5 separate regions of the Homo sapiens genome follow, and all the other regions are linked to region 1. Evidence: chromatin contacts called from ENCODE Hi-C or POLR2A ChIA-PET data. All regions are on one chromosome and are shown on one strand. Each heading gives the region's core, a stretch centred on a gene start or an enhancer-like site at or near the end of the contact. The rest is flanking DNA. Distances are from core to core; before and after follow the strand shown. Region 1 holds the start of ZSWIM6 (zinc finger SWIM-type containing 6). Region 2 has its middle 10 kb from the start of CD180. Region 3 holds the start of PELO-AS1 (PELO antisense RNA 1). Region 4 holds the start of ARL15 (ARF like GTPase 15). Region 5 holds the start of PLPP1 (phospholipid phosphatase 1).

Evidence for each region. Hi-C counts contacts between places; a loop is a spot of excess contacts on that map. ChIA-PET counts read pairs that join two places held with the same protein, here RNA polymerase II (POLR2A). Pooled maps may share reads with other maps.
Region 2: a map of naive thymus-derived CD4-positive, alpha-beta T cell shows a loop between it and region 1 (16-fold over the local background). The contact joins the enhancer-like site here to the promoter of ZSWIM6 in region 1. A Hi-C loop is called at or near these places in 1 of 168 maps with a recorded cell type or tissue (naive thymus-derived CD4-positive, alpha-beta T cell) and 6 of 50 pooled maps. POLR2A ChIA-PET finds 5 or more read pairs at or near these places in 1 of 52 experiments (T-cell).
Region 3: a loop to region 1 is called in a map of CD4-positive, alpha-beta T cell, with 11 times the contacts of the local background. The contact joins the promoter of PELO-AS1 here to the promoter of ZSWIM6 in region 1. A Hi-C loop is called at or near these places in 1 of 168 maps with a recorded cell type or tissue (CD4-positive, alpha-beta T cell) and 1 of 50 pooled maps. POLR2A ChIA-PET finds 5 or more read pairs at or near these places in 1 of 52 experiments (activated B cell).
Region 4: a loop to region 1 is called in a map of B cell, with 28 times the contacts of the local background. The contact joins the promoter of ARL15 here to the promoter of ZSWIM6 in region 1. A Hi-C loop is called at or near these places in 3 of 168 maps with a recorded cell type or tissue (B cell, CD4-positive, alpha-beta T cell and CD4-positive, alpha-beta memory T cell) and 7 of 50 pooled maps.
Region 5: a loop to region 1 is called in a map of B cell, with 12 times the contacts of the local background. The contact joins the promoter of PLPP1 here to the promoter of ZSWIM6 in region 1. A Hi-C loop is called at or near these places in 2 of 168 maps with a recorded cell type or tissue (B cell and naive thymus-derived CD4-positive, alpha-beta T cell) and 6 of 50 pooled maps.

The regions. Positions count from the first base shown.
Region 1 is chr5:61,330,899-61,333,598 of GRCh38, forward strand. ZSWIM6 (zinc finger SWIM-type containing 6) reads left to right here and starts at 1,360. Exons shown (of 14, transcript NM_020928.2): 1 at 1,360-2,050. The coding sequence starts at 1,375. It overlaps LOC105378994 (a long non-coding RNA gene), which reads right to left and starts at 1,318. Exons shown (of 2, transcript XR_007058781.1): 1 at 1,242-1,318. RefSeq lists an enhancer at 1-20 and silencers at 1-404, 435-504, 715-1,114, 1,225-1,364, 2,145-2,254.
Region 2 is chr5:67,205,673-67,208,372 of GRCh38, forward strand. No RefSeq gene overlaps it. Among named protein-coding and RNA genes, the nearest start is that of CD180, 10 kb to the left of the region's middle. RefSeq lists an enhancer at 478-1,677. Within about 2 kb of position 1,424, at least 13 of the 41 ENCODE cell types and tissues checked have a DNase peak (open chromatin) inside an H3K27ac peak, as active enhancers do.
Region 3 is chr5:52,799,535-52,802,234 of GRCh38, forward strand. It overlaps PELO-AS1 (PELO antisense RNA 1), which reads right to left and starts at 1,279. Exons shown (of 5, transcript NR_186455.1): 1 at 1,158-1,279. The region is part of intron 1 of ITGA1 (integrin subunit alpha 1); the gene reads left to right. It overlaps PELO (pelota mRNA surveillance and ribosome rescue factor), which reads left to right. Exons shown (of 3, transcript NM_015946.5): 2 at 351-1,586; 3 at 1,875-2,700. The coding sequence starts at 861. The coding sequence ends at 2,306. RefSeq lists enhancers at 391-1,089, 1,090-1,789.
Region 4 is chr5:54,309,238-54,311,937 of GRCh38, forward strand. ARL15 (ARF like GTPase 15) reads right to left here and starts at 1,336. Exons shown (of 5, transcript NM_019087.3): 1 at 1,195-1,336. The coding sequence starts at 1,242.
Region 5 is chr5:55,533,566-55,536,265 of GRCh38, forward strand. It overlaps PLPP1 (phospholipid phosphatase 1), which reads right to left and starts at 1,399. Exons shown (of 6, transcript NM_003711.4): 1 at 1,007-1,399. The coding sequence starts at 1,064. It also overlaps the pseudogene RNF138P1. RefSeq lists a silencer at 982-1,621 and an enhancer at 1,852-1,921.

The DNA.
Region 1 (2,700 bases), core at 110-2,609:
GAGAGCGCGGCGCGCGTCCCGAGCGCCTGGACTCCGCGCAGCCGGGCGCCGCGCACCCGGGTGCCGGGGTGGGAGCCGGGCCGCAGACCCAAGTGCGCCCGAAGCCGCCGTCCGCCGCCTGGCACGCCGTCTGCCGCCTGCTGGGCGATGTGTGCGCGAGCCCGTGGGGCTTGCGCGCGCCCTGCGGCGTGTGTACTCACAAAGGTGTGTCTGCTAACCCCACAGCCCGGGCTGCGTTCCACCCCGAGCTGGAGAAACCCCGGCCTGGAGCGGGGCCTTGTCCGCGCGGCCGCGGGGGCGACAAGGGCGGCCGGAGCTCCTCGACTTCTAGCGGGCGGGTCGGTTTCCTGGCCCGAGGGGCTGAGGCAGCGAGGGCGGGACGGTGGCAGCCGGCACCGGACGCGGGTCGCGCGGCTGCTGGGCACGTTCCGAGCGCTCTGCGTGTTTTCGGGCACAGCCCTGCAGCCGAGACAGAACGGACGCGGGGCTCGGGGATGGGCGCACTGCAGCCACGCGGGGTTAGCAGAGCGGGCGCGCTCCTTCCACACCAGGTCTGCAAAAGTGAAGTGGAAAGCCGCCGCCGAACGCAGCCATCCTCCCCCTTCCCCGCTGCAGCTTCGGCGGGTGGTGGGGAGAGCTCCCCTGGACCGGCTGGAGGGGAAGCTGGCAGGCGCTCGGGTTTGGCCGCGCCTCCTCCGCCTTCCTCTCCACCCGCGTCCCCCGGGGTCCATGCCGCATTTCTTTGTTTTGAAAGCGCCTCCTCCGCCCAGAGGCTTTTCCCCCGAAGGGCAGGGGGACGGGGGGGGTGGGGCATCGGCCCGTGGGCCCCGCCCTCCATTTAGCTCAGAACCCTCCCCTTCGCTCACCCCCTCTTCTCCCCTTTCCTCCCCCGCTGCGACCCACGAGGCGCATCCTCACTTCTCGGACTTCAAAGAGAAGCTGAGAACTGGAGGGGGAAGTGGGGTAGGCAGGGGGCGCAGAGACCCACCCACCTCAGGCCCGGCCCGGCGGCCCGCCCCCTCCCACGGGAACCCCGCCTGACCCCGCCCTCCCCCGCGTCACAGCAGCCTGACATTCTCACAACCCACCGGGCACCAAAACGGCCCGCCCCCGCCACCCCCGTGTCCGCCAAGCGCTCTATTTATGTTTCAGCCCAGCGATTTGCATAGGCCCCGCCCCCGGCCCTAGGTTCCCCCTATCAGAGCCCCGCCCCAGCTTCTGCGTCACAGCGGAGGCCCCACCTCTTGTGCCCATACAAGGAGCGGCGGGCCCTAGATGGCATCGTGGCGTCGCGACGGCGTGTGCGTGTCGCGCTTCCTAGTGCCGTTTATAGGGTCCCGGCACTTCCGCTGTCGGGTTAGAAGCGGCGCGGTCATGGCGGAGCGCGGACAGCAGCCTCCTCCCGCGAAACGGCTTTGCTGCCGGCCGGGCGGCGGCGGCGGCGGCGGGGGCAGCAGCGGCGGCGGCGGCGGCGCGGGTGGCGGCTACAGCTCTGCCTGTCGGCCAGGCCCGCGGGCGGGTGGCGCGGCGGCGGCGGCGGCGTGCGGGGGCGGCGCGGCGCTGGGGTTGCTGCCGCCGGGCAAGACCCAGAGCCCCGAGTCGCTGCTGGACATCGCGGCGCGCAGGGTGGCGGAGAAGTGGCCGTTCCAGCGCGTGGAGGAGCGCTTTGAGCGCATCCCGGAGCCGGTGCAGCGCCGCATAGTCTATTGGTCCTTCCCCCGCAGCGAGCGGGAGATCTGCATGTACTCGTCCTTCAACACCGGCGGCGGCGCCGCGGGCGGCCCCGGCGACGACAGCGGTGGCGGCGGCGGCGCGGGCGGCGGCGGCGGCGGCGGCTCCTCGTCTTCCCCGGCCGCAACCTCGGCGGCCGCAACCTCGGCCGCCGCCGCCGCTGCCGCCGCCGCCGCCGCCGCCGCCGCCGCCGCGGGGGCCGGGGCCCCGTCGGTGGGGGCTGCCGGGGCGGCGGACGGCGGCGACGAGACGCGGCTGCCTTTCCGCCGGGGCATCGCGCTGTTGGAAAGCGGCTGCGTAGACAACGTCCTGCAAGTCGGTGAGTCACGGGGCAGCCGCGAGCCGTCTGTCCGTCCGTCAGTCCCTGGGTGGGGGGGGGGTGCCCGCCTTTCTCCTGCGGACAGCCCCTAGTTCCGCGCGCGCCCGCACCCCTGCGGGTGTCCTCACTGGCCCGGACGGTCCTCCTGAGCGGAGCGCCCATTTCCTCCCTCCCTTCCCTGCCCCCCGTCGCCCCGGACGGGCCAGCGCGAGTGGGAAATGAATCAGCAGGACGCGCCCCTCCGTGGGCTCCGCGCCCCCGGCCCGCGCTCCCCTACCCGCCCTCCTCCGGGGAGCACATCCTGGAGGGCTGTTCGCCGGTTTCGGGGGTGGATGTGGACAAAGGCGCGGGCGGACGGCCGGCCTCCGGCGAGGGTGTGTGTGGCGGGGCTGTGCGGGGCGGGGGAGGGGGCGCGGGCCGCAGACAATGCCGGCCGCGGCCCGGCCGCTCGGCGCTCCCCCCCTCTCCCACTGCCTGTCGCTCGCTCCTTTTTCTTTCTGGCCCCCGCCCCACGCGATTTGAGGGGAGGGGAATACACTTAAAGCCGCTCGGCCGCCGCTCCTCCCAGGGCTCCGACGGGCGAGCGGCCGCGGCGCTCCCGGGTCGCTGTGGCGTCTGGCCCGGGCGAGCTCCACTGGCCGCCCGGGGTT
Region 2 (2,700 bases), core at 174-2,673, 5.9 Mb after region 1:
TATTATGTGGAGATTGATGGGGAGTTGGTCAAAACCTTGCTCAATCCCTGTGACCTCCGTGCTCAGGAAAACACATCTTCATTATTTTTCTTTGATTTTTATAGGTTGCATTTGTTTCTTTGCCTGTCGTTCATTTCACTTCGATTGCATTTTCTTTCTGAAAGTCTTTTTCCTGTAAGGCCAGTTTGGTCAGCATTCAGTTCTTGCTTTAATTGGGCCTCTTTAAGCTTTCATCCCCTCAGATTTTTATATTCGTTTTTATTGTTGAACCTCACTTTAAGCTGTGGCTTTTCATTGTCATACCTTCCCATTTGTTCCTCATTCACCAGAACTTTGTTTCTGTGGGATCATCATCTTTCTTGGTCTGTGGAAGGCCCAGGTAGCACCCATTTGTTTTCTTCCCTCAGTGTCTCGTTGGGGCCCACTCATCTGAGTCCTTGGGGTTGCTCAGATGCCTGATCATCTCAGCAGCCAGCACCATCAAAGAGGAAACCTGCCTGAGATCCCGGCTCTGAGCTTCTTCCAGTTCAGGGTCTGGGACCTAGTGTCCAGCTGAGGCACCGTGGGATGTGTTTGTAGGAGGTAAGTCAGGGAGTGGTGGGCTCCAGCCCCCTGAGATGTGACATGCCCCACAGCCCTGACATTGGCCAATGTGGTAGGCAGTTCACCTCTGAGGTAGGGCAAATCTAGCTTTTTGACTTTTTCCCCAAATGAGATGCAAGATATGGAGCCTATGGAGAAGAAAATAAGAAGCTAAGAACTGGTGTGTCTTGGGTTTTCAACCAGAGAAAAAATCCAGTTTATATGGCAGAATAAGCATATACCATGATCAGACCAGCCATAAACAGACATCAAGGTAGCGAAAAAGTCCTTACAGAGAGATGCCATCAGCAATGGCCAAGTATGGTGATATTCTAACATTCTAGTTTCAAATTCTAGCATAGTTTTTCTCGTTGGAACATAACTACTGTAGTTCCTGTTGCAGTCTATAATTAATGAACAAACAAACAAAAAAAGAAGTAAAAAGAGGAAATTGTAAAATTTCTGTTCCCACCTTCTAAATATAGTTTAATTTGCTTTAAACAAATCTACCATAACACTTTTAATTTGTAGAACTGATAAACATTAATTTATCAAAGGACTCATATTATTTGTGACTGTGCTCACAGACTAGAGTTCCTTGTAGAATTTCTTTCAACTGTAACAAACGTGGTGCAAGTTTTTTGATGACTTGATTTTTAAAAATTTAACTACACATATCTTGGCTGTATAAAGCGAGGCTGACTTGTAACTTTGAAACATGCACATTAAATAGTCAAGAGTCAATAAAGAAACTGAACAAATGACAAAAAATGTTTGCTTCAAGTGAGTCAGTCATGACAAAACTACTCTCAGAATTGATTTGGAGATAGCCTAGGCTGTGGTTTTTCAGAGAAACCTGTACAGCTGGGTGGGGCACTGCGGTTTGCTAGTTTCTGGAGAGGTCAAAATGTGAAGTCAAAATGGTGTGCTGATACGGGAAATGACTGAGCTCCATTGCAATTCAGACCTATGACAAGCGGTTAAGGCACCTGCTATCCCCAGGCCTCAAGCTCTGTGTGGGTGCAGTGGAGCTGGATTCTTGAAGAGCTGGTTGTTTTCCAGGGCAGGAGATGGCCTGCTCCCAATCCAGAATTCTAACAAGAAAATAGCCTGGCCATGGCCCACACTTCCCAAATAGATGCACCTTTTTTTTTTTTGGATTGTCATCTTTTAAAAAAAAATACATATACTTTCATCAGCAGAATTGAATTTGGAAGGTTGCTGATGTTTTTTAAATTAATAGAATATGAAGCATTTACCATTTTCATAAGAAAGCTCATTAAAATTTACCTTTTATCCCCCTCTTGTCTGAGAAATGAGTATCTAGCACATAGTGCTTACTATTGCCAGGTACTGTTCTAAGTATTTTAGAGATGCAAACTAATGTAATCCTATGCCTAGACTCTGAGTAGTCTTTTCTAGGCAAAGAAACACAAGGAAGCTAAGTAAATTGCCCAAGGTCATTCACTGTATGGATGGGTTGGGGCTTGAACCTAGGGAGTCTGGCCCCAGAGATCAAACAAGAGAAAGAAGGCATCAGGGAAGCCCGAAGAAGGGAAAAAAAACCCACCAAAACAACCAGTTTTGCCCAATGCTTTGAAGAAAACTTTTAATCCTGTCTCCTTCCTTGCCCATGAAAAATGTCCATTTAGTCATAGTCGGAGTCAAGGGCAGAGCGAGGTGGGAGAGTGCCAGCCCGATGCTCTGTGACCCCATCCCAGCCTCGTCCCCTAGGCTTTCTCTTAGGCAGTGCTCTCCCAGCCTCTGTCATCTCCTTAAACATGGGTCTCCTTGCCTGGGCGAACCCTGCACATCCTTCTGAGCAGCACTGCCCAGTAGAAATGGGAGCCACATATGCAACTGTAAGTTTTCTAGTAGCCCACCTTAGAAAGAAAAAAAAAACCACGAAACAAATCTGTCATTGCTTTCTTCTTCCACATTTTGCTTTTTAAACTTCTGTTTTAAGTTTTTTACTTTAAAAAAATTCCCAAAAAGGAGACAGAAAACAGCTCCTGGAAGAATTTACAACCAACTGCATCGGGGTCTGGGAAACTGGACCAGGGTGGGGATGAGTGGATGGGAAGGGGTCCCCTTTAGTCACTGCGGCCTCACTGGAAG
Region 3 (2,700 bases), core at 29-2,528, 8.5 Mb before region 1:
TCTCTTGGGACCAGCGCTTTAACATCTGGGTGAATCAGATCGTGCAGACACGGTAACTAGGCGCAGAAAACAGCTGGACACGTTGCTGGGAGCCCAGACAGAACGTGACCAGTAGTTCTCAGAAACCGCTTCTAAATACCAGCTCCAACAGGCTTGTAGCGTCCGAGTGCGGATAAGGCAAGAGCAAAAACGAGCATAGTTTGGGCCGTTGGGGCCAAATCTGCACTTCTGAGAGCTACTTTTACTGCTAAGCTTTGAAATTGGATTTACCCAGAGGGAAGCGTTGCAGTGGCAGCCGCAGGCAGGTAAAACTAGTATTTGCACTCACACACTCCCCGGATTCTTCACAGACAGGGATGGAAGAGAAAACTTAGGAAGTTGAAGTTTGGCATTAAAATAAAGGACTCGCCACCACTCTGTGCACCTTCTTGAGGGAGTTCATTCGTCCGGAGCGCCTCACAGCTTAGTGCGCCTGCGCACGCGCGAACTGCGGCCCCGCCTCTCCTTTGGGGACGGGAGACGTGCGTCGGGTCGCGGGACGGGGGCTGCGCATGCGCCTTCATTTCGTCAGCCCGCTGTTGCGTGCTGCCAGCGGGAACTGTGTAGGGGTAGATTTTCGCTGCAGTGTTCCCCGAGCCTGTTAGACGCAGCGCGCCGGGAGACTGAGAGAGGAAAGGATAGAGGAAGTGCTGCCCTAGGCTGCATGAGTCGAAGCAAGCGTGTTTCCTTCCCGCCAGGCAAGTGCCCTTAGAAACCGGGCCCCGCCCCCTTCCTGGCCTGCATTCCCATCCCCTCTCCCGGGGCGGAGGTGAGGACCTCCTTGGTTCCTTTGGTTCTGTCAGTGAGCCCCTTCCTTGGCCATGAAGCTCGTGAGGAAGAACATCGAGAAGGACAATGCGGGCCAGGTGACCCTGGTCCCCGAGGAGCCTGAGGACATGTGGCACACTTACAACCTCGTGCAGGTGGGCGACAGCCTGCGCGCCTCCACCATCCGCAAGGTACAGACAGAGTCCTCCACGGGCAGCGTGGGCAGCAACCGGGTCCGCACTACCCTCACTCTCTGCGTGGAGGCCATCGACTTCGACTCTCAAGCCTGCCAGCTGCGGGTTAAGGGGACCAACATCCAAGAGAATGAGTATGTCAAGATGGGGGCTTACCACACCATCGAGCTGGAGCCCAACCGCCAGTTCACCCTGGCCAAGAAGCAGTGGGATAGTGTGGTACTGGAGCGCATCGAGCAGGCCTGTGACCCAGCCTGGAGCGCTGATGTGGCGGCTGTGGTCATGCAGGAAGGCCTCGCCCATATCTGCTTAGTCACTCCCAGCATGACCCTCACTCGGGCCAAGGTGGAGGTGAACATCCCTAGGAAAAGGAAAGGCAATTGCTCTCAGCATGACCGGGCCTTGGAGCGGTTCTATGAACAGGTGGTCCAGGCTATCCAGCGCCACATACACTTTGATGTTGTAAAGTGCATCCTGGTGGCCAGCCCAGGATTTGTGAGGGAGCAGTTCTGCGACTACCTGTTTCAACAAGCAGTGAAGACCGACAACAAACTGCTCCTGGAAAACCGGTCCAAATTTCTTCAGGTAAAACAATCTTACCCAGGGATAATTAAGAATGGGCAGAGGGATTGGTATAAACTACTCCTAAAGTTTTAGAACTGGGAAAAATAAGAAGAGAAAGTCTTTACTTAGCTGGGATTTTCATGAGATAATGAAATAAAAAGAGAATGTTAAATGTCTAGCAAATTTATGGAGTAAACTTCGCTGAAACATATGAAGCCTTACTAGCGCTTTTGGCTTTAAGCCTTTGTGAGCTGATTAATGGGTGTTCTAGGAGATTATTTTGCCTAACTTTTGTAATTGTGATTCTAGGTACATGCCTCCTCCGGACACAAGTACTCCCTGAAAGAGGCCCTTTGTGACCCTACTGTGGCTAGCCGCCTTTCAGACACTAAAGCTGCTGGGGAAGTCAAAGCCTTGGATGACTTCTATAAAATGTTACAGCATGAACCGGATCGAGCTTTCTATGGACTCAAGCAGGTGGAGAAGGCCAATGAAGCCATGGCAATTGACACATTGCTCATCAGCGATGAGCTCTTCAGGCATCAGGATGTAGCCACACGGAGCCGGTATGTGAGGCTGGTGGACAGTGTGAAAGAGAATGCAGGCACCGTTAGGATATTCTCTAGTCTTCACGTTTCTGGGGAACAGCTCAGCCAGTTGACTGGGGTAGCTGCCATTCTCCGCTTCCCTGTTCCCGAACTTTCTGACCAAGAGGGTGATTCCAGTTCTGAAGAGGATTAATGATTGAAACTTAAAATTGAGACAATCTTGTGTTTCCTAAACTGTTACAGTACATTTCTCAGCATCCTTGTGACAGAAAGCTGCAAGAATGGCACTTTTTGATTCATACAGGGATTTCTTATGTCTTTGGCTACACTAGATATTTTGTGATTGGCAAGACATGTATTTAAACAATAAACTAAAAGGAAATAATCTCCACGTACTACCATCTTGATTAAATTGTGTAATTTTTTATAGGAATTATGAGTTATCTGTAGTACTTGGAAACAGAAAATGTGTGTATTTAAAGACGATGCCTATGCAGTATATTGTTTGGGATAGATTGCAAAATTTCACACTGCATGCTTTGAAACAGTTTTCCTTAGAAAAAGCTTTTGCTATCTTATCCTGTTTA
Region 4 (2,700 bases), core at 86-2,585, 7.0 Mb before region 1:
AGGCTATGCATTAACTGCAGTCACCATCCTTTCCCACAAGACCATCAAGCTCTGAAGCATTAGGAGAAACATTTTCTTTATGTACACTAAAATAAGCCCAAATACACAGATAACAGCACAAAGCCGGTCCGGCGTTTCTTGGCCATCAAAGCATGCACAGACTTTCTCAGTACAGCCTTAAGTGTAATTCCTAGAAGGCACTGGCAAATCTCTGCCAGGCCAATCTGCAGTCGAAAACCGAGTGCATGTGTCCAACAAGATGACAGGAGGGTCAATGTTTCTAACCGTCTACTTCAACTCTGCATGGCAATAGCGGTTCTGCCCAACATGGTAAACACAATAATCGTATAGGATCGAACACAAGTCTCTGTAAATGAGGATCCCCTTAAACGCAAACAAGCAACTCTGGGGAAATATAATTTCTGGAACAAAACATGGTGCTCGCATAATTCCACAAAGACACATAGAAGTCCATTTTTAAAATGATGTTCGGTCCCAGCACTGTGCTGACACTTTTCCCACCTAAACTTCTCAGCACAAGCCTGGCCTAAACAGCCGGGTTCCAATCCGTGCACAGTGGAACCGCGGCACGCACCCAAGACCGGAATGGTGGGGCTATACCTGTCCCTACTCAGTCCTGTTCGTGCCAGCCTGCGAGGTAGTTTAGACCCGTCTGCTTTATGGTAATGTGCTTTTAAAACCCCGCCACGACCGAGGTCATAGCTTTAGAGATTTAATAACAATCAAATGACCAGGGCTGCTGGGCACTTAGTGAGCCATTCTGGTTATGGCTCTTTAATAGCACCTGGAGTTCTGCTCCAGGGAGAGAGGAAAACTCCTGCTCCCCCGGAAAGAAAGTCCTCTGCGGAGAGCGCAGAGGGAAGCCAGGAAGCCGATCGCGGGCAGGGGACGCGCCGCCGCGGCCGCCCCATCTCTCAAGCAGCCCCAGCGCGACCCTCGCCCTGCAGCCGTGCTGGCCCAGGCCGCACCTTTACCTGTCAGCTCCACCACCCACCCGCCCTGGAGGCTGCCCCTCCGAGTCCAGGGAAAGGCTTACCAGCCGGCTGCGGGAGAAAGAACCCCAGAGGCATCCTATCCCAAAGAAAGAAAGCAAAAAGGCTGCTCCTCAAGGCAGGGGGCCATCGGGCACGCCGAGATCCGAGAGGCGACATGCCACCCCTGCCCTGCACCTACCAGATAATCCATGTACAGAAACGCCTCAGTTATTCGGAGATCAGACATCCGGCAGCCTAAAGCATCCGGAACGGCTCCGAACCCGGAAAAAAAAAGCAGCGTCTCTGGCTGCGAGCGAGCAGCTCCTGAAAAAGCCAGCAACAGCGAAAATAGCCGAAAGCAGCCGACTAGCCGGAGATTACACAAGGGGCGCGGCGATTGGCCAGGCGGGCGGGCAGAAGGAAAGAAGCGTGCTCATTGGCTGCGGCGCCTATAAAAGGCAGGCCCCAGCTGGTGGCAGGAGAGAAACGCGGGAGTGGTGGGGGATGTGGGTTCCTGTGTGCTGAGCGGAGGAGCCGGGGTGGGGGCGGTGCAAGCGGAAGAAAGAGCCAAGAGAGCGGAAAATCGGCTGGTGCTGTCGCCGCCCGAGTTTTGTGTTTCCACAGCTTTCCAGTTGGGTACAACGGAGCCGAACTCCGTGTTCCCGGGCTGGAGAGCCTTGGTGTCCCCGCCAACCCCCAGTAGGAAGCGAGCGCTGTAACATGGGAGGCGTGGTCGCCACTGATCTTGTCTCCCCCCAGAGCCTTCCTAAAGGCTCTGCCGCCACGAGACTGCACCACCGGGAAAGAAGTGTGTGAAAGTGTACTCCGTAAACAGGCAATCCTGTACGCGACTTAGGGGCAGAAAGACCCTCCGCACTTTTATCATTTGAAAGTAAGGTGGACGATTCCAGCCTGGTGTCCCTGAGGGTACACACAGGCCCCCCGCGCAGCCAGAGGTGACTCAGGAACCCCCCTTCCAACCCCTGCGTAGAACGCCGAACAGTCTTCGGAGAATTCGCTTTCCTCCACGTGAAAAGGAAAAGAAAAACATTTGAGGAGTCGCAGTAGTCACTTGTACTCCCCAAACACACGGGAAGAAGTTGATCAGTTTGCATGCTTGGAGTCAAATTACGCTCAGCACAAATCCAACGCCCCTGAATTAAATGAGCAGTAGAAGCTCTCTGCAAAAAACACAACAGTATTTGTGACCCGGTATTATTTCAGGAGGTAAAAACATCTATAAGCAGATGCATTTGGGACGTATGCATTTCCTGGTAATGTCAATATCGCATTAAGCTAGTGGGTTTGGGCAGGGAAAGCCTGAATCGGACAAGAAGCTGGCTTTTTTTTTTTTTAGGCTATAAATAACCAGACCATGCCAGACACATGTTCTTAGGCTATGTTCTTAGGCTCAGGTGATTGGAGTGCCCCCCCCCCCATCCCCACCCTCAGGGCTTAGGGAGAATGGAAGATAAGGTGGATGCTGTCACCTGTATTAATAGTTAGGGCTTGCATACATACAGTAAAGTTTCAAGAGTGAAACTTCATCGACTGAACTCTTTATGAAGTGACTGCCTGACTCTACACGCGATGTTTTAGGAGTTGAATTTTTACTTTCCCCCTGACACCTTTCTTTTTTGTATCCTCAAGAAACAAATTTCCGTACCGTAAGTTTACCTGGGACTACCAAAACAGTTCTGTTAGA
Region 5 (2,700 bases), core at 149-2,648, 5.8 Mb before region 1:
ATTACGCAGACTTCCATCCAGGTGGCTAAAGCCACAGATCTCCCACCCTGAGAACTTGCCAATACTACTACTATTCTGATTACTTCAACATGAGTAGGACTATCCAAACCTCCAGCAGCTCTTGCTTTGTTTTTGTTTATTCCATCATATATAAATAGTTCACAGCATAACTGCCTTATACAATACATAAAAAGTGAAAACTACTCCTTCCAACGCCCATCCCTTATCCAAATGATTCCAGTTCTTTCTCTTCAAAAGAAAGGAGTAACTGGCAACCAGAAGCCTCATAACTGAACTCTTCCAATCAGGAAGACAATGCGAAATCTGCTGCAGCCAAAGAATGTCTACTGCTCCTTGAGACACTGTCACAAGAGATGGAAAGCTACACCATGGCAAGGTCTGGGCAGACAAGGAAACAGGTCTGGGGTACCGCATCCTCCCCCACCCCCAAAACTTCTTTAGACCTATACGCAAAAACTTGGCGTGCTCATCCCTACTTGCAACCTGACAATTTACAACCTGGCACACCTTCTAATTAGGAACTAGTTCTAGCCTTTTATAGCCGAAATATTAAACTGCTTCTCACGATAAATCAGGCACTGGCGCCTGCTACTGAGAATCCCCTGTGCATCAAACCTCCAGTTTCACTACTGAGATGGGCCAGTGACCAGGCTCCTCTACCGTACAGAGGGGAGGAGCCCACCCTGCTCTGCTAGAGTGGAACTGCAAACAGAGGACAGGAGCAAGGTATGGAGCGCAGAGGCGTGAACAGCGTCCAAGCAGGGCTGGGCTCATCGCACCGGCGGGCGACAGACAGCGGCGGGCACGCGGGAGCCGGGGTGCAGGCTGCAAAGCGGGGTCCCTCGGCTGCAGAAGCCGCCCCCGTGTGTCGCCCCACAGCTGCGCACGCGTCAGGCAACACACCCCCGCTGCCCGTCGCGGCTCTGCGCTAAAGCCCTCCCGGGACAGCCGCACACGCCCCTCGGACCCGGCGGCGCGTACGTACCCAGCAACACGCAGAGCACATCGAGGGCCACGTACGGCAGCCGCGTCTTGTCAAACATGGTCTCTGCCCGGGCTGCCCGGCAAGGGCGATGGACTGAGCTGCGGGACGGCGGCCGAGGCCCTTGATTCTCGAGCCCGGGCCGGGGCTGGCGACGGCCCCGAGCTACGGCCCCTCCCAGCCGGAGGAGGAGAGCAGCCGAGGGCGGGCTGAGACCGGGCGGCGCTCCCACCGCCAGCAATGGCGCCCGGGGCCCTCCCCTCACAGCCCCCGCGAACACTCGGTTAGTGCCGAGGCGCTCGTGTGCCAGCCGCGGCAGCTCTGTAGCCTCAGGACCTCCTCAGCCGGCACGGCCTGCCCCGGTTGCTCCCCGTCCGGATCCCGGCGCTCTCTCCCACAGGCGGGGCGTCCAGACTCTCGCTTTAAGGATGGGGACCGGCAGGGAGGAGGAACGCGGGGTCCAGCCCCTCCCGCTGAGCAGCGCAGGACCGGGCAGCGCGCGGGTTCGCGGGCGGGGGGAGTGCAGCAGGGGCGGGGCCAGGGAAACCCCAGGCCGCGGCGGTCAGCCAATCAGCGCCGTCGGCCTCATCCCTCCCGACCTGCGGCATCCGCCCAGAAGTGCGGCTCTCGGCAGCCGGGCGGGGCGTGGGGGCGGCTCCCGTTCCGATCCAGGGGGCTTTGCTCTGGACCGCAATTGCTCAGGTGGTCTCCGAACTCGGCCTCGGTACCCCCACTAGGCATTGCTGCTTTCAGAGAGCTAGGCTCCCTACCCAACGATCCTAGAGCACCGGCTGCCTGCCACTCCCCACCCCTTCCATGGGGATGAGGTAATAAACAGGTCAGATTGTTACCACTGAGTTTAAGGGGGGAAAAGAGGTCAGAGTAGGCAGGAACAGAGACGCTCTCCTTTAGTTTGGTACCTCTGAGCCCTTTCTCACTTAGGCCTCAACGTTGACCTCCCTGTGTCCTGGCTGAGCCCAAATGTTAGCAAGAAGCATGCTAAATCATCCATCCTCGATACCTGATCACCGTTGAATTCTTGATATTTAATATCGGATTAGATTCCTTATATTACACCTTTGTTGTAGAAGCCCTTGACCTGCCTTTAGCCAGAATCCCTCTACCCTTGATGTCTCCTCTTAGTAATTTTCCATCCACCGTCACCTCCCTCACAGACACGGTGCCTGTTCCTTGGCTATAAATCCCCTGCTGTCTTTGCTGTATTCTGAGTTGAGCTCAATTTCTCTCTCCTGTTCCAATAGTCATGACCCTTATTGTAATAATCTTGAATAAATTATTCATGTGTTTGACAAGTGTCAGGATAATTTTCTTTAACAGCAGCAAGCACTCCCCCTGCCCCATACCCAGGAGGACCCTAGCCCACATTTAGTAATCTCAGTTTCCTAATATGTAAAATGGGGATTTTTTAAATAAATACCTAATACTCAGACATCACAAGTACTTTGAATTTATTGTGACCTTGCAATCTGAGGCCCTTGTAACTCTGGAAGTAAAGAAAGCCACATGATAAACAATGGCCCATCTTTCTCAGGTGTAAATTGCTTAAAGCTTTTACAGCTTTAAGCTGCCCAGTGTTCCAGTCTGGAGGAAGAAGTGAAACCCAGAAAAGATTATATGATAGTGGCTTTATCTAGAGTTAAACCGTCTACAGATGTTAATGATTGGTATATTTTCTC